2 separate regions of the Mus musculus genome follow, and region 2 is linked to region 1. A link is a loop called in an ENCODE intact Hi-C map of the cell type or tissue named here. Cell type or tissue: heart. All regions are shown on one strand. Links, peaks and the distances in the headings refer to the core of each region. The heading gives the core; the rest is flanking DNA. Region 1 overlaps Ctnna3 (catenin (cadherin associated protein), alpha 3). Region 2 overlaps Ctnna3 (catenin (cadherin associated protein), alpha 3).

Region 1 (16,187 bases), core at 8,106-10,605:
GTCTTGTCTAGTATGCCCATCTCTTTACCCTTTCTGGATATTGAAGATTCTCTTCTGAAGAATTAAAACGAGGACAAGCCTATTTTTTTGGCAAGCTGAGTTTGACATCTGGGGAATGAAGGTGAGTTCATCAGATCTTGAAAAGGGGCACCCGTGTTTGCGTGAAGTCCTGAATGGTCACATTGCTCCCGTGGATGTGATGCTGGAGACAGACGGACAATGTTTGCCCTGCAGCCCTGGCTTATGCACACCAGAAAGGTGCTTAGCGAGCATAGGCAGGACCTTAGGGAGGCAGAGGAAATTCAGGAAATACATTCCCTCTTTCTAAAGCTGCTTCTGCATGGAAGGAGACTGTTGCTTCATTAATTCTGGGAAGAGTTCATGGGGTGCCGATGTGTGCATGCGTGCCCCAAAGCCTCTGTACTTCAATGGGACTTCTCAGATTTGCTAATGAGACTCTGTGTTGTCCCCAGGAAAACTACCCTGCCACCAAGTTATGTGACCTCCTTCTAGTCTTTTGTCCATTCATATCTGGGATTTTATATTGAATTACAGTTCTATTTATGTGGTACTTAAGATTTTTGCATATTTCGATGAAAACTTCATCCCGGGCATCACAGTCATATTCAATAATAGAACAAAACTGAATATCCTTAAATTTACCCAAAGTGTTAACTGGGGAACTAGAAGTCAGTGCCTCTTCTGATTGGGCTGTGGGGCTGGGGCCTGGGGGAGTATGCTACAGTATCTAGTCCACCTTAAAATGGGGAGTATGCTACAATATCTAGTCCACCTTAAAATGGGGAGTATGCTACAGTATCTAGTCCACCTTAAAATATTTTTTATTTAAACATTTATTTATTGTTTGTGGGGAAGAGCATGTGTATATCATAGGATACGTATGGAAGTCAAAGGACATCTTGTAAGAAATGAATTCTCTCCTTCTACCAGATGCATCCTGGGAACTGAACTCAAGCCCTTTAGGCTTGCCGCCAAGAACCTTTACCCGGTGAGCCATCTCCTTGGCCCTCTAGTTTTGTTGAGTCAATACTTTTTAAAGAGACTGGGTTAGTGGTGCCCTCCTTGTTTTGCTCCCTTCTCACAGATTTAGTTTTAAAAAAAAAAAAATCAAGTATCTGCTGATCATCTCCTTCCACAGTGGCAAGAGCTAGTACAGAATGATATTTAAACTCATACATAGAAGTTAAGCACGGAACACACCACACTATGTCGTCCTTTGGCAAAGCCAAACTTAGAATCTACCATCTTGCATATGAGCTCTGAGCTGCCATCGCCACCACTTCTAAGGATGGCTTCTAGTTTCTTTGAGCTGAAAACCATCTTTGTGGGCAATACAATCATCTTTTGGGCATGTGGGTTTTAGGGTCTTCTACATTTCCCTGGCCCCTTGGAAGTAATACATGGAATTCTAAAGAATTCTGTGTCCATATTACACACTATATTTTAACTGCTAAATAATCACCTTTAAAACAAGAAAACACAAATACCAGTAAAACACCCCACACTTCCCATATCATGGCAGATTCATTTATCATAAAAATCCTTAAACCCTGAGAAAAAGCTTTGCTAACAATGCTTCTTCCTCGGCACTCTTCTTACGCAGCAGTTAGATGTAGTAGACCTTTACAAGTTTGGCATAGTGCTATACTAAACAGCTTGGCTTTGAGAGACTTTTTGTTCTATTCTATTCTATTCTATTTTTTTTTTTTTTTTTGAGATGGGCTCTTGCTAGATAGCCTTTGATCTTTGCATCCTCTTGCCTCAGAGCAATAGAACGATGGGCAGGCACTACCACACCCAGTGTTTATTTTAATTCATGTGTTAGCAACACCAGCCTCTTGTAGCTATGAAGAGGAAAAGTAGACACAAATGGACAGCCCTCTTTTACCATGCTAGATAAGAATGTCCCCTCTTAAAACCCCACTGTTCCTTACCCCTTCCTGTTCCCTCAGGCCATTTGGTTATCAGCAGATGAAAAGCTAGACTTGATTTAAAAAAAAAAGATTTATTTGTTTATTTATGAAGGTAAATGAGCACTCTATATGTGCATATGCCTGCATGACAGAGAGCACGAGACAGAAGAGGGCATCTGATCCCATTAGAGACAGTTGCTGGGAATTGAACTCAGGACCTCCAGAAGAGCAGCTAGTGCTCTTAGCTGCTGAACCATCTTTCCAGCTCTAGAACTGATTCCTTACTGTCTTTCTTTAACCCTCACTTTGATCATTAAATGTGATGACTATGCCAAGAACGTGAGTCCTGAGGGCTACGTTTTCCGGTCACCCACCCACAGCTATAACCCCATCTCGGCCACTATTACTCTTGGATTCAAGACCATGGCCTCACAGACCTACTTTAGCACATCTGACATTGAGTGGCTTCCATTTCAAACTTGCTTTCTGCTGGGGACAGACTTGAACCTTCCTGAACAACTTTGCCTCATTAAAACAAATACAAACAAACCCTGCTCTCCTCCTCTGCAAAACAAAACAAATTCCCCCAACCCCCACAATTGTTTTCTTATTCTTTAATCCCTTTTTGCAGTCTAGTCTTTCATTCCCCTTCCAGTCTGCCTCCCTGTCCCACTTCCCGCTGCTTTCCATCCCATACCCCCTCTCCCAGTGCCTACAGAGGCTGGAAGAAGAAGAAGAAAAAGAAGAAGAAGAAGAAGGAAGAGGAGGAGGAGGAGGAGGAGGAGGAAGGAGGAGGAAGGAGGAAGGAGAAAGAAGAGAAGAGAAGAAAGAAGGAAGAAGGAAGAAGGAAGAAAGAAGAAGAAGAAAAGAAGGCTGTGGATGACCTGGAACTGGACTTTGGATGGATGTGAGCTGCTTTGTGAGTGTTGGGAACCCAACTTAGGTCTACTGGAAGTGCCTCGAGTGTTCTTAAATGCCAAGCCATCTCTCTAATCCCTCAGTAAATTCCTTACTTTAACAAGTAATCTCAATGACTGAATAATTTATCTTCATGAGATACATAAGTTAAAAAAAAAAAGAGAGAAGCCCCAGGGGTCAAAATGTTACCCTGATGTCTTTACCATACTGGATTCCGGGAACTAAGGACTGAGTTGGTTGCTGTGCCTTTCTCTTTATACCACAGATCACCTCTCATCTGTTACTTTCAGTTGAAAAAAGTTCATTTTTTTTCCTGAAGATTCATTTTCTCAAATTAGATTTTCCACATACTAATAGAAAAATAAATTCAATGATAAAACTTTTAAGGTTATCTGAGAGAAATGGAAATAAATGAACTGTATAGGAACAGCAAAAGTAGACTTTTTTGATATCGTAGAGTCACGAGACAATTTCAAATGTTCCATTACGTACTCTGAGCAGCAGACTTTTGTGTCTTAGTACTTTTTTGTGCTAATGTTTGAGTTACGTTCTTAAAGCTACTCTGAAAGGAAGGGGCCAGAATCCCTTTTCAATCAAGCATTATAAGCAGTCTTGTTGTTACTGTTCATTATCTGGAACAGGGCTTCCCTGAATACCTCAGTCTGCGTCAAACTTGTAGTTCTCCTTAGCCTGCTGAGTGCTAGGATCTTTGAATGGTGTGCATGTGAGACAGTCACCATTCTCATTAGATGTGTAAATATTAAAATGAGACTCCCCAGTGAATTCATAAAAGAGCAGAAATATGAACTATTATCTCATGAGATGTATCTTTTCTGTCTGAGTGCAGTGAGGATATCGAAATGTAGGTGGCAGAATTCTGTTAGGGGATCCAGAAAGCCTTCAGAATTGGCTTCTTGTTGTATAATATGACATTCACATCTGTGTATCACCTGAGGGGAAAATGAGGGATGGATTTATTTAACATATAGAATACTTAATTATCTAAATGAATGCATCTCTAAAATGGTGGAATTTAGGGAAGCTAATATTAATGAAACATCTATTTGAGAAGTTTTAGAGCATCTTCCCAGTGCCAAGGATCCGTCCGAGACACTTTCAGGTCCTTGTCATTTCCTGGTTCACTCACCTCACTAGTTCTTGCTTTAACTCTGAGGTCCATGAAGAAGTGGTGGTAATTCTTCATATGCTTCTGGTTCTTGACAAGATACTAGATCAGAGAGAAACACAATTACCACAACCCCCGCCCCCACAACTCAGAACGCCCCCAAGTCAATAAACTACAAGGAAGAGTTGGTGATGTCATCATATTTTGGTGTGTTCAAGTCCAGTGGAGAGTAAAACTTGAAGGTTTGTATGAGCCAGCAAGGAGTGGAAGGCAGGAGGGAGAAGGGCAGAGAAAGGATGAGGAAGAGGAGGAAGAGAAGGAAGAGGAGGAAAGAAGAGAGAAGCAACAGACAGGAGAGAAGACGGAGAAAAGAAAATCACAGACGTACAGGGAAATGTACTGCTGGATTTGAAAGTCCTCATACACTGAAGGCTTGGCACAGCTAGAGCATAAATAGCTTTTCTCATTTGTCTCTGTTTACCAAGAGCATTAGCTTCCTGTGGTTCCATCCAGCAGGCCCTTTGGAGAGCTGCTTCTGTGTTTTGACTCCGGAGGCAAAGGGCACATCTTGTGTTTTAGTTGCTGGGTTAATTTACTTGGTTGACAATCGTGTATAGAGTAGGTAGTGCCTGTTACTGTCCTGAGATCTTCATACCTTCTGTAATCCTCAGCCACTCTGTCATGAAGGGTGTGTAGATCAGTTCCACTTCTTCCAATGAGGAAATCAAGGCACAGAGAACTTCCCACCAAGTCACCCTCTGTAGCTCAGGCTCCACACTGTGGTGCCCATCAATGCTCCCTCCCTCCGTGCAAACACACTTCAATTATATCAAGGGAACTCAAACTACAAAGTAGTTAAAAATTTCAAATCAAATGCTCATAAGTTGCAATTATTTTTAGTTTATCAAGAAAGAAATGTACATGCTTGTCAGAGATAGATATGTCCTGCATAAATTATAGCACACACTTCTTACACCAATTTTTGGATATCGGTTATTGTCATTAAATATGGTGAAATATCCCAGATTTACCTGAGCTTATAAACCCTCCTGAAATGCATAACCCATGGAAATAGTTCTATTTCTTCTACAGAAAGAAGTTATTTGCCCCATAATTTGTAAGTCCTATATAGATACCAGGTGGGGTTCCTTGGGACAATTTTTATTTACTTTCTGCCAGAGGACTGTGAGGGGATTGTATGTGTAGCTATGGCATGAATAAATAGTGTGATAGGTTCTAGGTTCTATCTAGGTTCTCTAGGGAAAGAGAATACAAGTGTAGCTACCTTGGCATCTCTCTGCTGTTGTCTCTCTCTCTCGCTCACACACACACACACACACACACACACACACACACTTAATATTCTTTGTTAGTTTAGCAAATTAACACTTGTTTTTTTTATGTATCTGTAGGTTATCCACTTATGGAGCAGTTCATTATAACTTTGCTGGTCATGGAGAGCTATGTATGTAATTCATAGCAGAATATTAAATTTTAGTTTATTTGAACCATGTTGCTACATACATTGCTTTTGGGTCATTTCAACATTTCTGTGCAAGTTCCAGGGGATTACCTGTTTAGTGTGTGTTGTGGGATACACTTTATAGACAGGCTTATAGATGGTCCAATCCCCATGGTCAAAAAATCATATTTGGAAACACCTTACAAGCATAATATACTGGGTCAAGAAAGGCATTTCCCCCCAGAAAAATTTTCTTAATCAACATTATCAAATTTCAAGGCAGAATAAATGCATATTACAGCAGTGACCAAGAACCACAAACAATATTAGAAATATTTATTTACCAAACATCAGGATTTTTTCATTTTGTGGTGACATTTTTTCCTCTGTTACTAGTAATTTAAGACTGGTGTGAGATGGAATCTTAAATCTTAATATTCATTTTGCTGGTGGCTGTGGATGCTGACACTTTAAAAATGTGTTTTATGTATGTCGGTGCCTGTTATTATTGTGGCTCTGAAACAAACTTCTTCATTCTTTTTGTTCAGGATCGTTTTGGCTATCCATGGTCTTTTATGGATTCCACATAAATTTTAAGATTATATTTTCTATCTCCATGAAGAATAGCCCTAAGGTTTTGATTAGGATTGTATTGAGTCTGTAGATTGCTTTTGATAGGATGGCTGTAACCATTCCTTGATCACGAAAGGTCTTCCCATCTCTTAGTATTTCCCTTAATTTCTTACTTTGGCATTTAGAGTTTCCATTGTCTTATTTCCATAGACTTTTTTTTTTTAATGTGGCTATTATGAGTGGGATTGTTTCCATTTTCTTTTTCAGTATATTTTATCACTGGTGTATTTCAAGGTTTTGTGCTAATTTTTTTTTCTATCACTTTGTTGAAAGTGCTTATCACAATTCTCAGATACATGTAATGGAGACTTTGCAGTCTCTTATGTATAGAATCATACATGGAGCCTTTGTGGTCTCTTATGTATAGAATCATACATGGAACTTTTGTGGTCTCTCATGTATGAAATCATATATGGAGACTTTGGTCTCTTATGTGTAGAATCATATATGGAGACTTTGCAGTCTCTTACGTATACAATCCTACCTGGAATCAGGGATTCTTTGATTTCTTGTTTTCATACTGGTGCCCTTTATATTTCTGTCCCTTGTCTTATTGTCCCTTTTAGTAAAGACTTCACAGAATTGGAGCAGAGAGAGTGGACACTTGATTTTTTTTTTTAAATTTTACTGGGATCAAAGCACTGTGATCCCCCACACCCCATTTAGAATTGTATTGGCTATAAATTTGTCATATAGACCTTATTATGTTAAGATATGTGCTTCCATCCTAACTCTTTCCATGTTTTCATTAAGAAAGCATGTTTGGCCTTTGTCCTAGTTGTTTTCTCCATGTACTGAGATGATCACATGATCTTTTCATTAATGGATGCAGAGAAAAACTAAAATAACAACAACACCTCCCACCCCCAAAACCCCCAAACCTTAAATTCAGACATCAATACAGGCACATAAAATTTTTTATTTTAAAAACGTATCATCTAACTTATAATTTTTCATGTTATAATTTTTTTCTCAAGAAACAGTTGGACATTTTCTTTGCAGCCTTATTATTTGTTGCTGTGAGATTCAGTTTTCTCTGCCACAGCTGCAAATTGCAAACCGATATTTCAGTGGACTAACGGGATGGATGTGTCTATAAAGTATCCAAGTTGCAAATTGAAAAAGCATTACCAAGAGGCAAGCATGACTTTTTCTAGTATCATATTACAATAATCTCAAATCTTTTTCCCAACATGGCAAAGCTTACTTAACTGATTTTCAAAGTCGTCCCAGAGAGGAATGGCGAGTACCTGGGAAAACAGGAGCTACTGGCCAGAGAAGCTGGTCATGGCTGCCCCTATCACAGGAATGTAGATGGAACAGCGGGTCTAGAAGATCTTTGCATGCTTGCAGGGAGTAACATGGGACTGTGCCCATGGTGAGGACCCTTCTGTAGATCCTGGAATTCACTTCCAGGGCTGTAGTTCTTAAAAATTCTTAAAGAAAACAAACAAACAAACAAACAAACACCTTCATTAACACAGGAACCAAAGGCATTTTCTGTGGAATTTTGAAGACTGAAACATCTCCTAAGCCTCGCTAGAACTCTATTTATGACTTAGGTTCCTTTGGACTGATGCCATGTGGTTGTGTTCTGAGCAACTGTCATAAAGTGGGAAATTTCTTTCCTAGGATTAAGTGAGAGTCAAAATAAGTCCTGAACTCTGGACTTCTTATGCTTTTCCTCAGGTTAGAGGAAAGTTGGTCCATCTGTGATTTGAATATAGTTGAGATGCAATGGTATAGTTTGAGTTAAATAGGTATAGAGGCTGAAGTCAAAAAGTGTATTTTCTTGTCAAAGCACTCTCTTTCATCTGCCTTAACATCACCATCAGAATGTTAGGTTATTCCAGTGGTTCAGCAAGCCTTGTGATATATGATTTTGAAGTGGAAGTTTCTGGTTGTGTCCTGTGACACAAACTCATATGATGCTTTGCTGAGGCAAGGCCCATGGGAGCACACGTGGTGTCTGGAGAGAGTATAAATAGGACTCAGCTGACAGTGAAGGGGTGCTTGCATAGCTGGACTCGCAATTCTTCATTGGTCTCACATCTTCACTGATCTTTACTTCATCAAGAGAGACAGGGAAGAGAACTCCTGGCATTCTGCCTGGTCCTGGTCACTCCCACTGACTAGTGCTGATTCAGTGGAGGCCTGGTGGCTTCTGCTGGATCTTGCAGCCATTGCTGATTCATGATAAGTGACTCTTCTAAACTAGACTACTGGTATCTTGACAAACAGTAATTAAAATTCACCCCCCCGACCCACAAGATGACTTCTAAACAGGTCAAACTTCCCCATGTCCTATTTACCATCTTTTCTCCCCTCCCTTTGGATGGTGGGCTAGAAGGAGGGAGAGGGTCAAAGAGTTCAAAAAACCTTATTAAAAGTCAGTTTTTAAAAAACTAAGTCTACATGATTTATAGGGAACAATTATGAAAATATAGGGCTTCCTTTATAAAGGAATTTATGATATCAAACTAACCTGCATACAGTCTCTTTAACCCAGCAGGTCTACTGTTGGTTACAGGGAGCAAACAGATATGCATAGATGACCTTTCTCTTATAAATGTGTGATGATACACATAGCATTTTTTTCCCTGAGTGGGAGACCAAGAAACTATTAAAGAGGATATCAAGAGAGGGGACCTTGGGAGAGACAAATACAGTTCAACCTCACTAACTCAGACCATGTTCTATTATCTCAAACGTGGATAACCCACCCTCAGAACAAAAGGCTGTGGGCAGTCTCTTTTTCTCCTATGAAGCCACCTTCTTTTTCTGTATGTAGCCATGGACATACACACATTCTGAACTTTCATAAGGGTTACTGTTCTCCTGGTATGGAAAACATGATTTTTTCTTTTGATAAATCAAGCCTAGGGAAAATTGTATCCATAAGCAAAAGACTGAATTACCAGCTTTTTTTTTTTTTAATTTATCATGTTGGTGTATTTTGTAACTGAAAAGGCACAACTATACAGTTGCTTATTAAATTGCCAGTTGGCATGGACCCAGGTTGCATATGCCTTTAAAAACTATTCTAAAAAGGACTAGATGCATCTAAAAATGGATAAAATGCTTTCTGGTTAATTTGTTTTTATAAAATTTTTATCTGTGCTTCTAGTCGTGACCTTATATATCTTATAAAAATAGAGAAAGAAGTCAAGACTAAAGCAGCTGCATCCATGTTTTTAGTGAATGTTCCCATAGAAAAATAGCTGCTTTGGCCCCGACTTTCAGACGCCACGTTGACACCGGTAATTTGGGGACATTATCAGTCAAAAAACATCCCTTCCCATGATTGGTCTGCTCCAACCAACCAGCATTTCTCCTCAGTTCTGTATTCTAGGAGGCTGAGCGCTGCTCTGAGGGGGGTAATTTGGACTTGGTTGTCTGGTGCACAATGCAGGCATTACCGCACACGACCTCTCTTCCTGGGGATAATGGCACAGCTGGGCTGCCAATTGGGCTGAGGAGAATGATGTCAGGTTTGTTTTGCTGCCAGCAATGCTGAGAGGCCAAAGCACATTTGCCTTCGCTGGAGGAGACAGGATCCTGATGGATATTTTGCTGTTATGCAACTTTTGCTTGGTCCAAATCTTGGAGTGTTTTTGTAAGCACTGATGAAATCTGGTGTGATGTTTCCAAAGGCTGTGCAGTTTAGACATTTGGGATTTTTCTGTGTACACTGCTACAAAGAGTTGGGTGGTTAGACTTTGATTAAATGATAGCGCTGACTATGAAACAAACAGTATGGGGTTCCTTTGTAGCTCTGGTATAGCAGTTGAGATGGTGAGGGAGCAGTCTCCCCACTGAGGCAATTCTGCATCAACCTTCTTGAGAACACGCATGGGCTCTTTTACCATCCCCTCGGGCCTCAAACTAGGTGCATCTTTTCACACTGAGACCAGACCAGACAGTCCTCTGCTGTATATGTGTTAGGTCCTTGGGCCAGCTCCAGTATGCTGCCTGCTTGGTGGCCCAATATCTGTGAGATCTTGGAGGTTCAGGTTAGTTGAGACTACTGGTCTTTCTAGAGGGTCACCCTCCTCCTCAACTTCTTCCAGCCTTTCCCTGATTCATCTGACTTCAGCCCAATGGTTGGGTGTAAGTATCTGTAGCTGTCTTGGTCAGCTGCTTATTGGACCTCTCAGAGGGCAGCTATGCTAGGCTCCTGTATGTAAGCACACCATAGCATCAGTGATAGCGGTCAGGCCTTGGAGCTTCCCCTTGAGATGGATCCCAGTTTGGACTGGCCACTGGACCCCCTTACCCTTTTAAATTAAAAAAACAAAACCAAAAAAAAATCCCCCCCCCTTTTTTTTATTGTTTCAGCTTTTGAGTCTTCCTTCTTTCATGGAGATCATTCTAAGTGTGTGTGTGTGTGTGTGTGTGTGTGTGTGTGTGTGTGTGTGTGTATTGCTCATTCTCTTTTTATCTTTTGCTTGCTTGTTATACAATCAACACTGCAGATATTAAATAGGCCCTAAGATCAAGTGTGGCAGGAGTCCTTGGAAATGGAAGGTACCATCAGTGCACACTGCTGCCATAGCCTTCTGAAGAGTCCTGGGAAAGGTGTGCAGAGCCCCATCTGCTCCAGCTTTCCTTTAAGATGTAAGGTATTTGTTGTTCCATGGAAGGCCTCGTTATACTATTTAAATGATCTATTTTTATGATTCAGCACCATCAACGTTTGAAAATGAAACCCAGTCTACTGCTGTGGCCTGTTATTTCAGCACACATGAGGAGCCAGGGAGGATCAGGTCCAGTCTTGACTACATGATGAACTTGAGGCTAGCCTGGGTTACACAATAAAATTAAGTCCTGAGTGAGTGACAGAAAAGACCATGTCTAGAAACAAAGTTTTAGAGGTAAATATTTGCTTTTCATACTTTGTATCTGGCCCTTTAGGACACCTATTTTTCTTTCTATTTTTAGGGCATTCTTTTTTCTTTGATATAAAACAGATTTGGGTTAATGGGCTTTTAAAATTTCGCTACACACACACACACACACACACACACACACACACACACACACACATCCTGGGGATCATGTTTGCTCAGCAAGTGCCTTACTGGATTCTCCATCTCCCCAGACCTTCTCGCTTTCTTTCGTAACAACACTTATTTAAAATTATGATCATTGTAGATGCACATTTGTAATACATACAGATAACTTATGAACCAGTCTATATAATTACAAACACAAGAGATTATTAGCATAGATTTCCCTGTGCTAGTGCTGAACTGATGGCACAGCCCTCTCTGCTATCCCCAAACAAATAACTGTAAATACTGCCAACTTGTAAATTTCCAGATGGTTTGAAATTTTCATGTACTATTAACAACATCGGAAAGCAAATTTAATATGATTGGTATTTTCTAATTATACCATATTATAGAGAAGTGACAAGCTTGCCAATTTTAAAAAACTTTCTGGTCATTGCTATTTCGAAGTCCAGTTAGAATCAACAGGTGTGTGCAGGTGCTGCGTACTAGGCCAGCTGTGGTTTTCCACTGTGAACCCAAATAGCAGCCAGTCAATTCCAATGCATCAAGTCATTCATCTGTTTGATTCTATGTTCCTGTATTTCTTTAAGGGATTTATTAATTTCCTCTTTAAAGGCCTTGATCATCATCATAAGATTGGTTTTAAGGTCATTTTCTTATGCTTCACCTGCATTCGGATGTCCAGGGCATGCTATCGTAGGATATAGCTGGGCTCTGGTGGTGCCATATTGCCCTGGCTCTTGTTGCAGGTGTTCTTACACTGGCCTTCAACCCTCTGGGTTTTGCAGTTATTACAGGTTTAGATGCTTATTTCTGAGTTTATCTCTGTTAGATGGATGGTTTTTGGATGCTTTCCTCAACTTGGTTTCTGTTTCCTCTGTCTTCTGGCCTGTGTGGCCTGGTGTTCTGATGACTAACGAGTCTTCAGGTCCAGTAGGATGTCTCCCTGGGTTTTTCTGGCCTGTGTATCCTCTGGGGTTAGGGTACTAATCTTGCCTCTGGGGTCCCTAGTACCAGTGGGCCTGGAGACCTAGACTCCAGGAAAGCAGGCCAAGTTGTGGGCCAGAAGATGGAGTTCATGGGCTGGTGTGGCTTTTAAGGGGACTTGGCAGGCAAGGGCTTGGGGCAGGGTCTTGCCTGGTTGTCCCTGGTGCCAGTGGGCCTCCAGGAATGTAGGCAGAGCTGTGGGCTGGAAAGTGGAGCACAGGGAACAGAATGCAGCCCCCCCCCCATGCTTCTCTTTACTAATATAGTTTTCCTAATACAGTTTCACTTTGGGGCTTTAAAATAACTGCCCCAAAACTAGAAGAGTAAATATATTGTCTTAAGTCTCCAGTGTAGGCTGAGCAATTCTGCGATGTTTATTAGAGATAATTAATAGTTTTCTCAACCTTTGAACAACTGAACTTTCTATTGGGAAGAAGTTTGAGCCTTCACCTTTTCTGACCTCTGATGCTCTGTATGGGAATGCTATTTAGGTTTAATAAGCACAGAGATTACCACCTGATCCCCTTCTCTTCATACCTACCGTTAAATATCGATCTGAAGTTGTCTGTTTCATTCATTCCAATTTTCAATGGAAACTTGAGATAACAAAATCATAATCTAAAATATAAAACACAACATAATTATATATTCCTTATATTCTAGCTCTCTTACTGTACCTGAAAATCCATTTGTGCTATTTCCTGCTTATATTGAATAGATATGTCATCCAAGTAGACAAAGGTATCCTCAAATCAGTGCATATTTTGACCCCTAGGAAAAAAATCACTTGAAAGTAGTACTCCTCCTGTTCTTACAGATGGATATCTTAGGAAATGTAATGTTTATATAAGTTATAAGATCTCCCCGAAAGGGAAGCACAGGCTAACACACATCAAACAGAGTAACACAAGGGAATATTATCTTCTGGATTCCACCCTCCCAGGGTTGGGTCCTGTGCTTCTCCAGGCATACATCAGCTAGCAAGTTGTCGCTGTCACCCGAAGAAGAGCTATTTAGGAGAAGGGAGGTTTGAAGAGCAGAGCAGCATCATACAAAAATAGTATTTTGTAAATGTGTATGTGTCATGGTATGGTGTCTGTGGAGCACGTGTAACCATGCCCCCCTACAAAGTATAAAAACCCCCAACACTAAAAAGAGTTAAGGAATATTGTGCAAAAGTGTTTTTAAGTCAGATAGGTAGTCAGCCAAGCTTTAATTCATTCTTGAGAAGAAAGGTATATGAACCATTGCTACACACTATTGAGCATATGGCTTACAGATGTGAAGTGGTTTTTCTGTTGCGTTTTGGAGAAGATTGTTTCTGACGCTCACCAGTCATGTTTGCTGCTAGTCCACTCCTGACTTGTGTGTGTGTATGCTCCTGGATCCTCATTCATTCTGAGACTCCATACATGGTTTTCACTCCTACTTTAGGCGTCATAAACCTAAATACACACGCATTTCCACACACATGTAAGTTCAATGCTTCCCCGCAGACATGCATCTGAAGGTGACTAAGCAAACAAGCATTAGCTCTGAAAGAATTTCCCATTATAACACACAACATTCTATTTAATAAGTACAAACCATGCCTGTGATGTAACATACTCAGAGTGATAAATGGTTTTGCAAATAAGTTTGAACCTTAGGATATTTTATTCTGGATTTTGATATCTGTTTCTATAAATATCTAACATGATATAGTTGACTTTATTATCCACAATTTAGTGTTCTGTATTGGATTATTCATATAAACCATCATCCCAACAGATCTTTAAGCCCTAGATTGGCGAAGCAGAGGTGGAAGGTGGAGGAATGTTGTTGGAGTACTGTCTCATTTTTGAAAATGCTTTAATTGAGAGCATCCATTTCTCTGCATTCGCTCTCGCCAGGTCTGTACATTAGGGGACCACTGCTGCCTCCTGCTATTTAATGACTATGGCAAAGGAACATTATGCAGAGATAGAAGGGGGATGTGTAATTTTATAATGCTTGTGTGAGTGTGAGACAGAATTTGAGGATGGTTAGGGTAAGGTAGTTTTATGCTACGATTTATCATAAAATGTTTTTCCTAATGTCTTCGAATAAGAATTTCTCAACCTTATTTTCTGCCTCTAATAAGTATGTGAGAAACTTATAACTAATTGGATGAAGTGTCACAGCCCTATATGCAAACAATTTGTGAAATCACTGACGTTAACAAAATTGAAGCACAGTAAAGGACCCAGACCATCTGTGGAACTACGTTAGAACTAACTTAGGGGCCTGTTGATAGTGGCATTGCTTTTCAATATAGAGAAGGCAACAGAATCTCCTTCCTTTGTGGGTTGTTAAATAAGGTATGTAAGCATTTATCACAATAGTTAGCACACACATATATCATCTATCTTCTATTTATCATCTATCTATCTATCTATCTATCTATCCATCCATCCATCTATCATCTATCTATCTATCTATCTATCTATCTATCTATCTATCTATCATCACCTATCATCATCATCATCATCATCTATCTATCTATCATCTAATTATGCTTGTCTTAGCTGAGTTTCTGCCCAGGATGACCTCAAACTCATGAGCCATCTCTCCCATCAGCCCTTGAGTGCTAAGACTGCAGGTGTGAGCCATCATACCCTGATTATATGTTTATTTTTCATTGGCCTTAGTAACTGCCGGTACTTTTTATGGGATATGGTATGAAATTTCAACCCACGTAGACAGTGCACGATGATGAGAGAGCTGAGTAATGGGTACACATGTCCACCCCAAACATTTATGTAATTATTTACTTGGTGTCCTTTGGAAAAATTCTCAATTCTTTTCTAGCTCTATTAAAATATTCAGTTAATTCTAGTGGAGTCTTTGAAAGTGATTTTTAATCACCAACCACTTATCAAGTGCTTTTTATATTATGATATTCTAGTAGATTTACTAACATTAACTTATCGCTGTTGGATTATTATACTGCTTATTAGATATTAGCAGCATGTAATGCCTTCAAACGAAACCAAATGGTTTGGTGGAAATTGGCCAATAAATAACCTTTTGAAAGGTTTGTTTTGTCTTTTTAAAAAAATTATGTGTTATCGTATATTTCTGTGTAGAGTTTAAGCTGAGCATATGAGTGTAGGTGTGGAGAAGCTAAGAAGTCAGATCTCCCTGGAGCTCAGAGGCAGTAGTGCGTCACCTTACGCGGGTGCTGAAAGTCGAACTCGGTTCTCCTGCAAGAGTAACACACATTTTAAACTGCTAAGACACCTCTGCAGCCTCCAGCAGATAACTTTTAATGTAGCTTTTAATGAAACCATCAGTGGTTACTGTATATACCCGAAATAAATGGTGAGTTTTTGTAAACACTGGCTGGACCCTCAAGGAGCCACTGAGCACAGCCCCTTAAGCTTATCGTAGCCTCCGAGGAGACTCAGATTGCTGGCAGCTCCTCATGCTTGGCGTATTTCAAAGGCTGGCGCCAGATATTTACAAAGCCCAGAGCAGAGTTGCCAGAGAACTGCTGACAGACTTTCTGTCTACGTTTAGACACCGTTTTGATAACGCTCAGACAGACGGTCTCTGCCAGGTACCACTTCCGCTCACGGTAGGGCTGCAGCCACTGTAGACCTACTGGCCTGGGTCTTCCATCTGAAGATGGATTCTGTCGCCTCTTTTCATCAGACTCGTGATCTTTAGCCACAGCGCAAGTGGAGTAAGGGAGGCGCAGGAGCAAGGTTGCTGCTCCACTGCCGGGGTATCACTTTGAGACTGTTCTTGGCTGAGTCTGGTTACGCGGCACCTCCCTGTGCTTCACCCAAGCACGGATTAATAATTCATCCCGCTCTCTGCCCTTACAGAAAGTGAGAGATGGCGCTGCGGTAATTCGCTATTCACTGTGTCTCTTAGGGCAATCTGGCCTCTGGGCTTCCTCCCTTCTGTTGGGAAGACTTCTCTGTTCTCAGCTTTGGAAGGTTTCCTGTCTGCCATTATGCATTCAGCAATTTGTTTTTTCCCCCTCCAGGATCTTTGGTATAGAGGAAACATATGCTACCCTATAATTGAAGGAGCTTTCTTAAAAGTACTTTTCTTTGATTTTGTTTGATATGAGGAGACTTGCT
Region 2 (16,187 bases), core at 4,633-7,132, 74 kb after region 1:
TCTTGGGTCAAGCAAAAGTCTGAGAGCGATGCTCTCATCTGAGGGAAATTCACCAGTGGTTTTGAGAGGTAAAGAGGGTAAACCGATCAAAGTCATGTTCCCTAGTTCCTCAGAGGCTATTTAATAACTCTAGATGGTTTGAATTTGATTAAAGCAAATGGAAGCTAGCCAATGGGGGGGGGCGGTGGTTAAGCTGGAGAGTGACATTAACCTGTGCTAACAAACTAGCAATCTAGAGAAAAGAAGACGCTAAGCATGAGTATCTGTGTTCAGTGATATTAGGCTACCACTGGAGAGTCCGGGAGAGAAAAAAGATATAATGTCAGTGTGATAGTAGCCATGGAAGTAGGAGTGGCCTGGGCAGGTTTCAGAAGACTTGGGGTAGGGGGATAAGATGGGTAGAGACCAAAGGATTAAAGATGGAGGTGACCAGTTCAAGTTCCATATCCCCTATTGTTAGGAGCCTTAGCTAGGCTCACCCTCATAGATTCCTAGGAGTTTCCATTGTCCTAGGTTTCTGTGTCATTCCAGAGATGCCACCACCATAATTCCAGTTTTCTCTCCCTCTGTCCTCTCCACACTTGATCCCTTTTGTTCTTCTCTCTACTTCTTCTCCAACCCAGTTCCATCCCTCCACAAACCCCCCACCTTGCCTATTCTTGTGGAAGAGTGAAGGAAGGATTGAAGGACCCAGAGAGGTCAAGGATAACATAAGAAAACCTACAGACTCAACTAACTGGAGACCATAGGGGCTCACAGAGACTGAGCTACCCACCAGAAAGCACTCATGGGATGTAACTAGGCCATCTACACATGTGTAAACAGATGCACAGATTGGTCTTCATGTGGGACCCCTAACTGTAAGAACAGAGGCTGTCTCTGACTCTGTAGCCTGCCTTTGGACCCCTTACCCCTAATTGGGCTACTCTGTCTAGCCTCAATAGGAGATATACCTAGTCCTATCACAGCTGGATAGACCAAGGGGGTTGATATCCATGGCAGGCCCCCCTTCTATGAGGAAGAAATGGGGGGATAGAGGGAGAGGATGTGAGAGGGAAGGCCTTGGAGGAGAAGGAGGAGGGGAAGCTGCAATCTGGATGTAAAGTAAATAATTAAATTAATTTTTAAAATATAGAGTAGAGGTGAATGAACAGAGCACCTCAAGGATAATTAATGCTCAGGACCCAGAATGCAGAAATGCTCTCATGTTTGGGCATCCTCTGAAACAGAATGCATTTCAAGGTCAACCGGCTTGAATTTGCTTTTGCTAAGAGTTTGGTATATATAAAAAAATAAAGGTAAAGATACAGTCAATAGAGATATTCAGGAAGCAGATTGTCTGGCTCTGAAGGTCAGGAGAAAGGCCTTTGTCAGAGCAATCAGACTGCTGAGATGGCGTGCCCACAAATGCCCTTCATTCCCATAGAGTGTGTGTTTTTATAAGGCAAGCCAACCGCTCCTTTAAAAACATTTCATAGTTTATGTTGTCATTTTATGACTTTCCCCTCTTATCCACATTTCCATGGCTATGTCTGGTTTCCCAGTATTTCATTCTTAAATTTCAATTTGTTAATTTTTTTCCCTTTTGTCTGAGTGAAGCACTAGTTCAAAGCATGGTATCCATATCCAGAATTTTGTAACATCCTTATAGTTTTTCATGTAAGTCTTTGCTGTCTTCTCAAATATATCTGGTTTACTTTATAAAAAGAAGGGCCTTGTATCCTTACAGGTTTCTGGAAATGGTTCCTGCAGGTAGAGTTACCCATTTGCCTTCCTGTTCATCGTCCCTGTAAAATGTGGTTTATGATACTCCTCCTCATTTATCATGCTCCTTTGCCATAACTAGCTAAGTGACCTTGAGCAAGCCACCGTCCTTACTGTCCCCTCAATATGAATAGCACAATCTTCTAGAGTCAATGTGGCCTTAAGACCTATGAAGAATAAGTTTGAACAAACTTAGGGATCAGGATGAGGGAAGGCTGTTTAAAAGTTTTAGCTCTTTGGAGGAACCAGATCTTATTAAATTATTCAGGATGTAATAAAGGGGACTTTATAAGATCTTTCCCTCATCTTTCTACATATACTAAAAGACCTCGATTGCAGCTAAAATGGAGAGATGGAGGTTAGGAACATTCTCAGAAGCGATAAGCGCTGCTAGCTCCGTTCTACTGGAAAAATTCTATCAATTTTTTTTTTTTTAAGAAAAGAAGAGGGGCTTATATAAAAAATGAAGGAAAAGGAAATTGCATGTGCAGATGTGAGACACCATCTGTGTTTCTGGATCTCTTCCACACTCCACACCTTCAGTGAAAGAAATTGTTGATTGAAAGCTCAGATTTTGCTGGCTAACGTGGTAAAAGCTTCCTGTGTGTTGCTTCTCAGGGATTTTAAAAATAGATGGCTCTGAATGAGGGCGTTAATTTTTAGCCCCATTGTTCTGGCCTTTGCAACTCGGGAAGCGTGCCATCAGTGACCCCACACTTCCATTCCCACCCAAAGTGATTAATAACACGGAGAACTTACAAGGTGCCCGCCAAACACTGGGCCCTCTGCATCAGCTCAGACTTTGGACTGTAAATAGCATTTGCCTCTGACTGCAGCTTGAGTCTGTGGAATTTCTTGGCCTGGAACAGAGTCCTGTGTTGTGACTTTGAAGAACTCAGCCATTGGTGTAACCGCAACTAGGTAGTGTCATGAAGTTAGAGACGCATGGCTCCAATTTGTGTTTCTTGTTTCTTTCTGATCTTAATGCTGTCAGTGCCCAGTCTGTGCCAAGGCCCAGGCCCGGGTCTGCTGTGGTCTCTGTTGCCCAGCCCCTTACCATTACTTAAGTAGAACTATCTCCCATCTCAGCATAGCTCTTTACTCTGATCTTATCTTTAGTGATGAAATAAGATATTTGCTTTAAATTTGAACCTACTTTCTCTACTTTGATGTAAAATAGGTTTCAGTGTGTTTCCTAATCTTAAGTGTCCTGAGCATTATATCTTTACATGTATCTATTGGGCACTTCTAAATGGTGCTTATTTATAGAAGAATTCCAGGGAGAAACAACTGTGGGGCCTTGCTCTATTTAACTGTGAATGGATCTGACTCTCTGAATCTCTCTCTCTCTCTCTCTCTCTCTATCCCTTCTCCCCCCTCTCTCTCCCAGCTCAAGTAGCCACTTCAGGAGCTGAATGTACTCCTAAGCACCTAATGAAGGAGGTTGTGAGCCGCATATTTTTAGAATTAATGCATCCAATACTGACAATGTTCTTAAGTAGCTTGATTCTTAAATGTGTGGCTTAAATGGATTCTTAAATGCATTTCTTGGGTCTGGAGAAGATGGCTCAGCACTTAAGAGTGTGTCCTGCTCTTGCAGAGGGCTCAAGTTTGTTTTTTAGTAACCGTGCGGGACAGCTCACAACTGTAATTCTACTTCAGAGATTTTGATACCTTCTTCTGGCTTCTGCAGGCCACTGAATTCACATGAACTCACTTCACACACACACACACACACACACACACACACACACACACACACAAACACACAAACACACACAAACACACACACACAAGCACACACAAGCACACACATTTAAAAGCTATCTTAAAGTTTGTAATAAACACAAATTTTAAATGAAAGAAATCTCGCTGAAGAGCTACTGACAATTGATAGCTGATAGGAGAGGACTCTTTGTGGGTGTGTCCCTGATAGGCCAGCTGTACCCCAGTGGAAGGCCACACATACACGTGTATATGGGCGGCACAGACTGAACTAGATATATCTGCAAAACAAAACAAAAAATAACACAAATTATGTGCAGGGGGCAGTTATGGGGTGAGTTGGGGAAAGGGGATGAATATGACCTAAATACATTTTATGAAATTCATAAAGAGCTAAAAATGAAGAGGAAGGAGGAAGGAAGAAGATAGACTAGAGTTTGGGGTCTAGAAACAAACAGGGTCCTTATATGAAGACACAGATAGTGAAGATCTACTATCTGAGTGGTCTCAGAAGAAACCAGACTCTATCCCTAACTTAATCTAGATTTATAACTTGGTCTGGAACATGTAGCCTCAAGAATTGTAAAGCAGTAAGCTTCTGTCATCTAAGACATGCGTGTTGCATCACGATGGCATCCCTAGTAATCCAGTACAGCTGAATTTAAGAAGAGAATCTTTAACACATTTAAAAGGAGAGATATAATGGCTCTCTTGTTCTCTCTCTCTAAAAGCCTCATTAGTAGTAAGAATGTATTTGGTGCTGTTGTATACATTCCTCCAGGGGGAACAGGGAAACATGTGAGCATTTTTCTGAGCATTTACATCTCAGGCAGGTGCAGTTTTGTTCTAGTGTATGACTTCAACCCCTGGAATGAGTCTTCCTACTTCACTACTATTCTCAGATGATCCAACTAAGCCAATCTTGAGATTCCTTGGTATTCTTCCATTGTATGCCAAACAGAACTCGAGGGGAGGGTCTATTTCAAGTTTGACCAAATGGTGGTGTTATGGGTTGAGCATGTCCTACGTTCTCCTTTCCCCTGTCCAAGCATGCTTTAGTTGCATTAGCTAGCATCTTTAAAAGGGCAAGAGAAACACACACACACACACACACACACACACACACACACACACACACGAGAATAAGAGACAGAGACAGAGACAGAGACAGAGAGATATACAGTCAGGGAGAGAGACAGAGAGAGATATACAGAAGAGAGAGAGAGAGAGAGAGAGAGAGAGAGAGAGAGAGAGAGAGGACCCTTTTGCTGGTATCACATCCCTGAGTGTTAGTCCTCACTAAGTGTACTGTCTATATCACAGAGATCAGACCTGTGGAGAGACAAGAGCAGGGAGAGGGAAGATGTTGCCATAGACAGCTTAACCTTCTTCTGCCACCATTAAGATTTGTTCGTGGAAAGAACAGGAATATTGTGGTTATTTTTTCATGGTAAGAGTTAAGAATGGCTGCTTGGCACTACTTTGACAATTTAAACATCCAGGGGCAGCCGAGCCAAATAAGCATCTGTATTTGAACTAAGAAACTGTATCATCATTTCCATTTTTTGACCTTGGCCAAAAGTTCCTTGGATGATGCAGGGTAACTCATGTGAAGACATACTCAAGTCCGGAGAATACACGGAAGCTGTTTGAGACTCAGGCTTCGAACCAACTCAACTGCTCCTGTCATCATACTGAACATTTTGTCATGACCTTCTTTTCTCTGGGAAACTTTCATCCCACTCTATGAATTTCAGACAGTTTATTTTCTCTTGTGCTTCTCCCCCCCCACGCCCCCCACACATTGGTTTTAAAAGAATTCATCAAATAACTTTCTTTGCATTGAATTAGCTTTGATATGATTCTTGCTGATCTTTCATTAGGCTTAACTGTAGCTTCTGGGACATTTGTTCATATTTTCATAAGAGGGATGTCAGCCAGTTGTCACCATGTGATGATGGGGATGAGTGTAGCAGGGGACTGAACTATGAAAAATGAAGATAGTAAGTGTTGCTATTTACACTGAGAGACAAGGAGAATACTTGTTCAAATATTGAAAGACACATAATGAGTAAAAGATGTTAGTGTTTCTCTAGATTTCAAAGTTAGAATGGCAAATGGAAAATACACGGAAGTTGGTTTAGTCTCAGTATAATTTAAAGAACCAATTTGAGCTATTAATATGTAATAGTCTTTCCATTTTCTAGTAGGTCACGGCAGGCTGGTTTCTCTGTTGCAGTACCCAGAACAACAAAGACAAATTAGTTCTTTTTCTCAGAGCTGTGGGAAGAACCAGGACCTGGTGAACTAAACTACAGATCGGAGGCCTTCTGTTGATTCTCCTCTCTCGTTCCCTGGGGCACTTGCTGGCTGTGTGTGTGTGTGTGTGTGTGTGTGTGTGTGTGTGTGCTTGCTTGCTCTGAGCTCTGAGGATTGGACGTGGCCCAGGCTGAATGTATCTCCTGGGAGTCAGGAAAGCCAGCAACACTTGTACTGATTGTTCAGGGTTAAGATAGCAAACTGGAGATCCGCGGCATCTAAAGCACAGTCAGCTCTCTCCACTGGATGCTTGCTGTGTCCTCGGGCTGCACAGGAAGCTCCAGGCCTGGGCTGAATGATTCAGCAAAGCAGAGGGAAAAACCTCAGCAGGCTTCTGGGAGGAAACAAACCAGAGAAGCTGGCAGCAGGGAACAGGGAAAAGAGAACTTCAAATGCAGTCTGAACTCTCTCCAAGATCTCAACAACCTCTTTGTGGGCACATGGGTAGGGTAAGAAGTCAAACATTTCTGACACACAGAGAGAGAAGGGGAAGGAAAGGGTAACAGGAGAGGAGAGGAGCGGGAGGGGGAGGGGGAAGGGGAAGGGGGAGGGGAGGGGAAGGGGGAAGGGGAAGGGGAGGGGAAGGGAGGGGAAGGGGGAAGAGGAAGGGGAGGGGAAGGGAGGGGAAGGGGGAAGGAGAGGAGAGGAGAGGAGAGGAGAGGAGAGGAGAGGAGAGGAGAGGAGAGGAGAGGAGAGGAGAGGAGAGGAGAGGAGAGAGCGGTTACTTCTTTCCCATCAGAAGATAAAGGAGATAAAGACATACCAAGAGTTCAATTAAGATTCAGGGATTGTCACAGATTATAAATAGAGGAAAACAAACACCAGAGGACACCCTAAAAATGCAGCCTAGCCCCAGTCCCACAGACTCCCTGGGCTCTCAAGTACTATTCTGACAGGAGACCCCTACTCTGGTTGGAAGATCCAGTGCTGCTTCTGTGCCATCTCCATTGTGTAGTAAGAACAATTAGACAGACAGAAGGTAAAGCAGAGAGAATGCAGCAGGGGAAGCAGATGTGAAAGACAGACAGTAGGAAGGGGCTCGGAGATGCCTGTGACGCCTTCACATGATCAAGGGAAGAGGAAAATGGTCTCAGATGATCATCCTAAATTTAGAATCCACACAAAACAACCAATCAGGTAGTTCTTGAATTGAATGAAGCTGTGGTTAATGAAGTGTGGTGAGGTTAAGCACAGCAGAGTATTTGATTAGCAAACTGGAAAATATTAAGATTAAAGCATGGGGTGGGGAATGAGGTATTGTATCAAAGACATTAGGTTAGATAAAAGGTTTAAGAAGATGTGAAAATAAATCTCCCCAACAAGAGTCTAGAACGCATGGTTTGAAGAGTTCAATAGAGGAAATTTCCAAAATTTCCCCCAAAGATGCCCATATAAATAGATTGCATACACTTAACAAACTATAGCAGGATAAATACAGTGTAAACATTCTAAAGTGTGTCCCACCAAAGCCATTGAGGTTAGATGATAAGGAGCTCTTCGTGATGGTCAGAGCAAAGGGGGCTCATTCACTTCAATGATCAGGAATCAGAAAAAGAATTAACTTTTCTTGGAATGGAAGATGATGAATTAAGTATTGAGTGTTCAAAGAGACTTAACTGCCAGCTCTGCTAAAATGTGTCCAGGGAATCTCTATACTTCCAGAACGTAGAAAGAGAGGCTTATGAGAAGGCTTAGGAGGTCCGTGCTTGCCATGTAAGCATGAAGGCCAGACTTCAAATCCCTTGAACCCATGTAAAACTTGGTCCATGTGAGTCCCCTTCACAAGCAGAGCAGGGATTGAATCTGACTCTGTTGCCTCTCTTTTGGATCCCTTTCTCCTAGCTGGACTGCCTTGCCTGGCCTCAGTGGGAGAGGATGCACTTAGTCCTGCCTGAGACTTGATGTGCCACAGTGGGTTGGTACCCATCGGGGAGGGCTTCCCTTCTTAGAGTGGAAGGGGAAAAGGGGTGGGAAGAGAGATGTGTGAGGGTGGAACTGGAAGGAGAGGAGGGAGGGAGGCTTAGATCCAGGTGTAAAGTGAATAAATACATAAAGGGGAAAATCATATGACTCCTGATTTCATTCCTTGTGTTCCACTTTTGATTATTTTCCCCCCTCTGATGATTCCTGAAACACAAGGATGGTCACAATTCTGTCCTTGGGTCCTCGGTTTTCTCCCATATTGTGCAACTCTTTCTCTGCCTGCAACTGCGCCCAAATCTGTATTCACCATTTATCTCTTGACTTTGAATCTATCTCTAAATGGAAATTCTTACTGAAGGTTTAGATCACATCTTCAGCTGTGTCCCAGTCAGATACACCTGTCAAATTCTTGCCTGATTCCCTAACTTAGCATATGCTAAATTCTTTATTTTTAAAATTTCACATTTTTATTAGATATTTTCTTCATTTACATTTCAAATGCTATCCCCTTTCCTAGTTTCCTCTCTGAAAATTCCCTATACCCTCCCCAAAATCCCTGTACCCAAACCCACCCACTCCTGCTTCCTGGCCCTGGCATTTCCCTATACTGGGGCATATAATCTTCTCAAGACCAAGGGCTTCTCCTCCCATTGATGGCCGACTAGGCCATCCTCTGCTACATATGCAGCTAGAGACACGAGCTTTGGGGTACTGGTTAGTTCATATTGGTGTTCCTCCTATTTGATTGCAGACCCCTTCAGCTCCTTGGGTACTTTCTCTTAGCTCCTTCACTGGGGACCTTGTGTTCCATCCAATAGATGACTGTGAGCATCCACTTTTGTATTTGCCAGGCTCTGGCAGAGCCGCACAGGAGACAGCTATATCAGGGTCCTGTTCTCACACCAGTCAGAATGGCTAAGATCACAGGCCCCCCAATGGAGGAGCTAGAGAAAGTACCCAAGGAGCTAAAGGGATCTGCAACCCTATAGGTGGAACAACAATATGAACTACCCAGTAGCCCCTAGAGCTCATGTCTCTAGCTGCATATGTATCAGAAGATGGCCTAGTCGGCCATCAGTGGGAAGAGGCCCATTGGACTTGCAAACTTTATATGCCTCAGTACAGGGGAACGCCAGGGCCAAGAAGTGGGAGTGGGTGGGTGGGGGACTTTTGGGATAGCATTGGAAATGTAAATGAAATAAATACCTAATTAAAAAACAAACAAAAAGCAAACAAAAACAAAACAAAGCAAAACAAAAAAACAGACAAAAACAAGACAGACATAAATTGTGAGTACATGCAAATCTTAAATTTTATGTGACTCTGAAGAGAGTTAATAGCTCTTCTCAAAAGACTCAAACTCAAAGCCATTTCAATCCGATCTATGCAATAAATGCAGAAATCTGCTTGAAAAAAAATCAGGTGACAGCAGCTGCTGACAAGGATGTGGAGAAAGAGGAACACTCCTCCATTGCTGGTGGTATTGCAAGCTGGTACAACCACTCTGGAAATCAGTTTGGTGGTTCCTCAGAAAATTGAACATAGATCCAGCAATACCACTCCTGGGAATGTACCCAAAAGATGATCCAACTTGTAATAAGGGACATGCTCTACTATGTTCATAGCAGCCTTATTTATAATAGCCAGAAGCTGGAAAGAACCCAGATGTTCCTCAACAGAGGAATGGATACAGAAAATATAGTACATTTATACAATGGAGTACTACTCAGTTATTAAAAAGAATGAATTTATGAAATTCTTAGACAAATGGATGGATCTGGAGGATATCATCCTGAGTGAGAAAACCCAATCACAAAAGAACACACATGATATGCACTCACTGATAAGTGGATATTAGTCCAGAAACTTAGAATACCTAAGACACAATTTGCAAAACACATGAGACTCAAGAAGGAAGACCAAAGTGTGAACACTTCGATTCTTCTTAGAATGGGGAACAAAACACCCATGGAAGCAGTTACAGAGACAAAGTTTAGAGCTGAGACTGAAGGAATGACCATCCAGAGACTGCCCCACCCAGGGATCCATTCCATAAACAACCACCAAACCCAGACATTATTGCATATGCCAACAACATATGCTAAATTCTTTTCCTCACCACAAATTTGATCCATTCTTATAATGTGAACTACCTACTCCATTGCCTCCCAGTCTACATCCAATTACTAGGCCTATCCAATCTCTCTTTTACCATATACCATATCTTGTCTTCTCTGTATAATTGACTTTACTTCAGTTTGATTGCCCTTCATTACTTCTTAAATAATTTCCAAAACTATCCATCCTCCAATAGTCTAGCCAGCCAATCCATTTAGCATATGAGTACCAGTCCTAATTCCTCTTATCAATCTGCCACTCCTTTGCCGGGTGACTTAGCAAGCCCCTACCCTTCTGAGATTTGGCTGATGGGTTTCTTTGTATGAGGCTAGGAATAGATTTCACCTAACCCTTTCAGCAGAACCCACAGTTGCTCCCCTTGTCTTCTCACTGCATGGTGCATGTACTTTCAGGCAAGCCTTTCACATGTTTTATTATATGCATTTGTAAGGCTGGAAGTGTGCCTTATTTTCTTGTTATGTCCAGCACGTAAGCATGCCCAGCTTGAACACATTAATTAATGACCAACTCATGCACAGGAGAGTTGGGCACTTAGTCCGAATCTGTTTTCCAGTTTCCCATTCTGAATTGCCTGAGAGTTTGCTAGAAGTAATCACTTTTGGATCACATGTTTGATCCAGCTGAGGCCAGCAGATTCCCTTTATTACATAAGTTTGAGGAATGCTGGATTCAGTTATTACCTTTGTTTAATTTCATACCTTTTAAGCAGCAAGCACATGCATGCTTAATATACATGCGTGACGCGAGACCTATTAAAGTTTGTTGACTAGTTGCTGGTACTAAAGTGATCAATGGAAACATCATTACAAAGAGTTATATAAGGAATGAAATGAACAGGGAATAATGATTTTGTAAGAGGGCAATTGTTTTTCTGCTTACTCTGTGTGCCATGGTCTATTTTTCCTTGAATATTAAATAAGAAATACTGAACAAAAAAATTACTGAGGTGTTCACTCTTTGCAATGTTTCTAGGATATACAGATACATAAAATATACATAATCAATTTTTTTCATTTCTGTTGTATATAGTTTCCTTAAAAGTATTGTCATGACTGTGTCTTAGTTGGCTTTTACTCAGTATTTATGAATGCTTAATATTTATCTTGAAATAAATGGACCCTCAGATTTCTCTCTCTCTCTCTCTCTCTCTCTCTCTCTCTCTCTCTCTCTCTCTCTCTCTCTCTCACACACACACACACACACACAGCATCTTCATTCCAACATGACAAACACTCAATGGCATACAATCACCCACATAAACAGAAATCTCATTTTTCAAAACTAAGGAGCAAAATTGTTTTGAAGCCCACAAGAGGGAAAGTTCTAGTGTCTATCTCATGATTTGAGGGATTACAAGTAAATCTGGGAGATGCTGATGAATTTGAAATAAAATATATTTTGTATCTTAGTTAAGAGGATTTTTTGATAGGTAAAGACTGGAACTATTGTTCTAGTTTTTGGCATAGGTTTGAGAGAATGCTCATTTAGTATATTATGTTTATATGCCTACATAAATATAAGAACATGTGTAATATATTTATATATGATAATATACATGTATATAGATATATAATACCAGTGAGCTTTGTGAAGGAAGATTCATATGGATTCAGTGGGATGAATTTGATCTCCAAAAATAAGACTTCCTATAAATTCTATTATAAGCTTTTGGAAATTAACTCTCATACTTTAAGCATAAATACATAAAAATAGCCTCTGTAACTTTAATAGTACAGTAGAAACTTCTTCTATTTCATATTTGCCTTCTATGCTTGCTGTGTGCTCTTTGTGTTATGAATCACCAGCCAAAGCTTCTGCTCTGTTTGGATCTAATCCTGTACCAGCTTTAACTTCTCCTGATATCACCTTGCCTTTGGGTGCCATGTTTTTGAGTGTTGAGTTTCTGGATTATAGCATTTGTGTTTGGGCAACTTTTAATTGCAACTTAATGACTAAGGAACCATTCAAATCATTCCACAGAAGCCTTAAAAGCCATGAGGCTACAAATTAAAATTTGGGATGAAAATTCCCAGGAGATGACATATTTTTCTCACAAAGGCATTTTCTAGAAAATGGACAGGATGAGAAGTTCAGATTTACCTGCATGATAGGGACCTTTTGCATGACATGGTAAGCCTCTGTGCCATGACATGGCTTATCTGAGCCTATTGTTCCGTGTCCACCTGTGAGTTTGGGTACAACTTACATCCCAAGACATAGTACTTCCTATCTGCCTCCGGCCTTTACCTGTACACACTTTAGGTCAAGCTTCAGTGTATGTCACTTGAATAAGGATTTTTTTTTTTTTCTGTCTACAAAAATCTGCCCTTGGAGCTCCCAGTTGACTTTATTTCCACTTACTTGAAATTACAAATGGGTGTTTAAATGCTATAATATTTATTTACATTTCCTCTACTTGGCAGCAAAGTGGAGGAGATTTATAATGTTTACAATTTTAATTCTCACACAAAAGTTTTTCAAAGTGAGGAAAACAAAACATTTTGAGATGGAGAGGAAACGAGGTTACGTCTGAGCAATATTTGACGCAAGGAAAACACAGTCTGTTTAGCAGCTAAGGGATTCAGAAGACCTTTAAGGCTTATGACTGTAGATTTGATATTGACGTCAACAGTACATGTAGTATTTCATATTTAGCTAAACTTATATATGTATGTGCATATGTATACCTGTATACATATTTGAGAGATGCATGGCTAATTTAGAGAACATGATTTTTATAAGAGTGATTGAACTCCAGTGAAAGAAGACATCACTGGAGTAGAGAAAGTAGAAATCAACTTGCTCGTCACTCCTGGGAAGACTGAGAGAACACTACATTTTCTACAAACTCCTAAGCGTCTTGTTGATCATCAAAACTCTGAAATAAGAATAATTACCAAAGACATTTTGATGGTGTTCTTTTGTGACTGGCAGTCTGCTTTCGGGAGTAATTTCTTTTGACACTTAACTTTTTCTATTCCTATTTTTCACTTGGGTACTACATTATATAAAAGATAAGGCCCAGCTTTCATTGGTTAAAGATAAGTTGATCATGATATCATTTCTATAGCATTCCACCATTCCAAGATTAGCACGTGTGCTCCCTAATGGGCCATGTGTGGATATGTTTTCTTATAACTGTGGTTCAGCTTTCTTGTAGATTCTTGATGTCTGCATTCATCTCATGCATGAAGAAATTCTTTGGAGGACCTGCTCAGGGAGGTGTCTTACCCATAACTAGAAATACCCAACATCATGTCTCTCATGTTGGAGTGTAGACAAATGGCTATTTGTAATAGAAAAGAGACTGGGAAAACAGGACTTCCATGAGCCCAAAAAATAAAGAGCAGCTTTGCTGAATAGCTAGCTAGCCCGTCAATTGTTATTTTCCTTTAATCTGTCATAATGCTGGAGTAATCCACACCCTTACATAAATCATTGAGACAATAGTATATGGCTATATTGATTATATAACCTTATTGATTATAAGACCATCTAATCTTAAAGGTCCTTTTTGTTTTGATTACAACGTTAAGAAGGCAGAAATTTCTAGCTCCAAGTGTTAGAAGATGCCAAGGCTGAAGAATGGGTATGTAGTTAACCTGGGGTTAGACACATGGCTTCTGGGACTCATCTTGTCTCCATGCTTCTCAGGCCTAAGAAGAGGCCTTGCAGCCTTTCTGCATGGAGCCATGGGGGCACAGCTACCACTGTGCTTATTGGGTCACATGCCTGCTTACACATGCTGTAAGCATGCTGGCTAGAGCCATAGGTGCTGGCAGAATACAGAAGCTAAGAAAGTTGTATAGCTCATTTACAACTCAAGTAGCTACATAGTCTTTATTGAAAGTCCTTCCTGCCTCATCTATTTTTCTTTTCTTTAGAGAAAGGAACATGTTTTTTTTGTTGGTGGTGGGTTTTTTTTTTTTTTTTTTTTTGCTTTTTTGTTTGTTTTACTTTGTTATTTATTTTTTGTAGCTGAAAGTTGCACGCGCTCGTGTGTGTGTGTGTGTGTGTTTTCCAGGCAAGCAATCTTGCCCTTTGTCTTGCAGAAAGTCTCACCCATATGAGATAAGTGATATAACTACTGTTCCATTTATGACTCAGGAGCACTGTGTTCCCTGATTAAGACATAGTCATACATAACTGGTCCTAACTTACTTCCTGATTACCCATGTGCCGATAAAACTCATTTCCAGGGGGATGTTCACATCTGCCTCTTCTCTTAAGGTCTCAACAACACCACCATCTATCCAAGTTTACTTTGGGGAACTAAGAGTTTCTTGGGCTTCTTTAGAGAGCATAGGTTAGCCTTTACTTGCAAGGGAAGTAAAGTACTTCTTCCTTAAGAGGCTATACTAGAACAGCCTTTACAGGTGTGGACAAGGGTTTCGCTGTAGCTACATGGATGGAGAGTCCTGAATCTTCCACTAACCACATTGTCAGGTGGTTGAGGGCAGCTGCATACTCAAGCTCTACTTCACCCTTCTGTAGTGGATGCTCATAGACCTCCAACGATCCCAGCTGGGCGTATCCTTTGTAAGGAGGACAGCTGAACTGTTCAAGATGGTGGTGGCTGGTCTCAGAGGACAGTCACTCCAGACACCATGTAATTCACTAAATCAAACCTTTTAAGAAATACATTTCCTTTGCCTTGTGGGGATAACCTTACTGACATGGACAGAAATTAAAACACAAACTGCTGACTAAAGGAAGCGAGTCAAAACTGCTTTGTTCTAATTAGGGATACTATAAAGAATTAGTACCAATAAAGCGTATGCGTATAATTGTACACAAAAATGCTGACTAATACTTGAAGCTATGCAAATGATATAAAAGCAAATGTAAATGTAAATGTCCTTCAAGACTTTAAAAACAATTAGTTCTGAATCTTATAAATTCTTAAAAATTCCCTAGACTCTGGCAATTTCAGTTATGTTTTACTAATAATAAATACATTCTGCGTGTTTTCTTATGGAGTTTAAAGGGAAGAATTGCCATAGAAAATTCTAACTAATGTGTTAATATGTGATGTGGCTTCGAACACAAGGCAGATCCAGTGCCACAGGCTTTAGAGGAGCCATTATATTGAAACACATGAAGTTCTAGATTTGCAGATGTTGGAACACAAAAGCATAAAGGAGCATAATTATCTTACCCACAGAGGGAAGTGTTAACAGGCAAAAACAATGACCAGAAGGCAAAAAACAAGACTATTAAATGTGAAGTCTTAAACTCACGCCTATCTGATGCTCCCAGAGCAGACACAGACCTACCCCAGCGTTCATCCAGCTGCCTCTGTCATTTTGGCATTTTGATGTATATGTATGCAGAGTAGAAAGATTATATTCATTATACATTATCAGATAATCTCCCTTTAGAAGAGCCCAGGATTTTAGATAAAAGTGTGATCCTTCTAGAATTTTCCATTTAAAAAATACCTGGTGGGATTAAAAAACCTTACAGATTGTTCATGCCTAAGCCACCTCTTGATGGAATTCCCAGTGACATGAACTGTGCAAGATTTGACACTGTTATACTCAGCAGAGTCATACCAGTTGTACTTGTGACTTTATGCAAATCAGATGCCAGAATATTCTTTAAAAACTACTGGCCATTGGTAGACCACTGTTGCATGCATTAGTGAAATCACAGCACATGTGCATTAGTCCCCTCGTGGGTGCCATTTTATGTATCCCTGGCAAGGAAGCCTCCTTACCCCTAATTCTCACAGCCTCTCTGTCACGTTCCTGTTCTTGTCAGCTGTAGGAATTGCAAGATGGCTTCTTTTGTAGGGCCCAGAATACATATCACCTTTTCTCTAATAGCTCTGACTTTTTGAGATTCTACCTTTGCAAGCCAAAGCATTTATCATATTCCACATGATTTCATCAGACTCTGTTTTGTCCAAGCCCAGGCTATTGTGAACTTAAATCACTTAATGCAACAAAAGGAAAGAAACAATTTTTAGAGAGATCAAACATACAATTTCATATCCGTCCTTATACAGTTTCATATCAGTCCTTACGAAGCACTTTTTACTTCACAGTGCTGCAAGTCTGTCTTCAGTATCTAACTGAACTGGTATCTAACTTTCTAACCACCCTCCATGTAAGTCTGTGTTAGTGTAAGTCTTTCTGATAATGAACATTTACTGGACATGTTGCAATGTTTTTGGTTACATAAATAGCCACTTTTAATATTTATAGGCAGAAGTTAACTTAGGGAAATAAGGTGCTTATGGGACACTGGAAAGTCTAGAAGACTGTGATCAGGAAAAGCACATTAACTCTCAAAAGATGAGAAGATAAAAATCT

What was found. Peaks named below come from ENCODE experiments on the same cell type or tissue, not always from the same donor. Only the 100,000 strongest peaks of a DNase experiment are listed, where the experiment ranks them.
Region 2: it touches region 1 in a loop (2.0-fold over the local background); 2 of 42 quality-filtered maps call a loop at or near these places.

What each region holds. Positions count from the first base shown.
Region 1 is chr10:63,871,043-63,887,229 of GRCm38, forward strand. The region is part of intron 7 of Ctnna3 (catenin (cadherin associated protein), alpha 3); the gene reads left to right. Among named protein-coding and RNA genes, the nearest start is that of Gm30644, 61 kb to the left of the region's middle. In heart, for the core only: no CTCF peak of the experiment used is centred there; a DNase peak (open chromatin) is centred at 9,549.
Region 2 is chr10:63,948,532-63,964,718 of GRCm38, forward strand. The region is part of intron 7 of Ctnna3 (catenin (cadherin associated protein), alpha 3); the gene reads left to right. All of the region lies in intron 2 of Lrrtm3 (leucine rich repeat transmembrane neuronal 3), which reads right to left. Among named protein-coding and RNA genes, the nearest start is that of Lrrtm3, 130 kb to the right of the region's middle. In heart, for the core only: no CTCF peak of the experiment used is centred there; a DNase peak (open chromatin) is centred at 5,920; H3K27ac peaks cover 745 bases.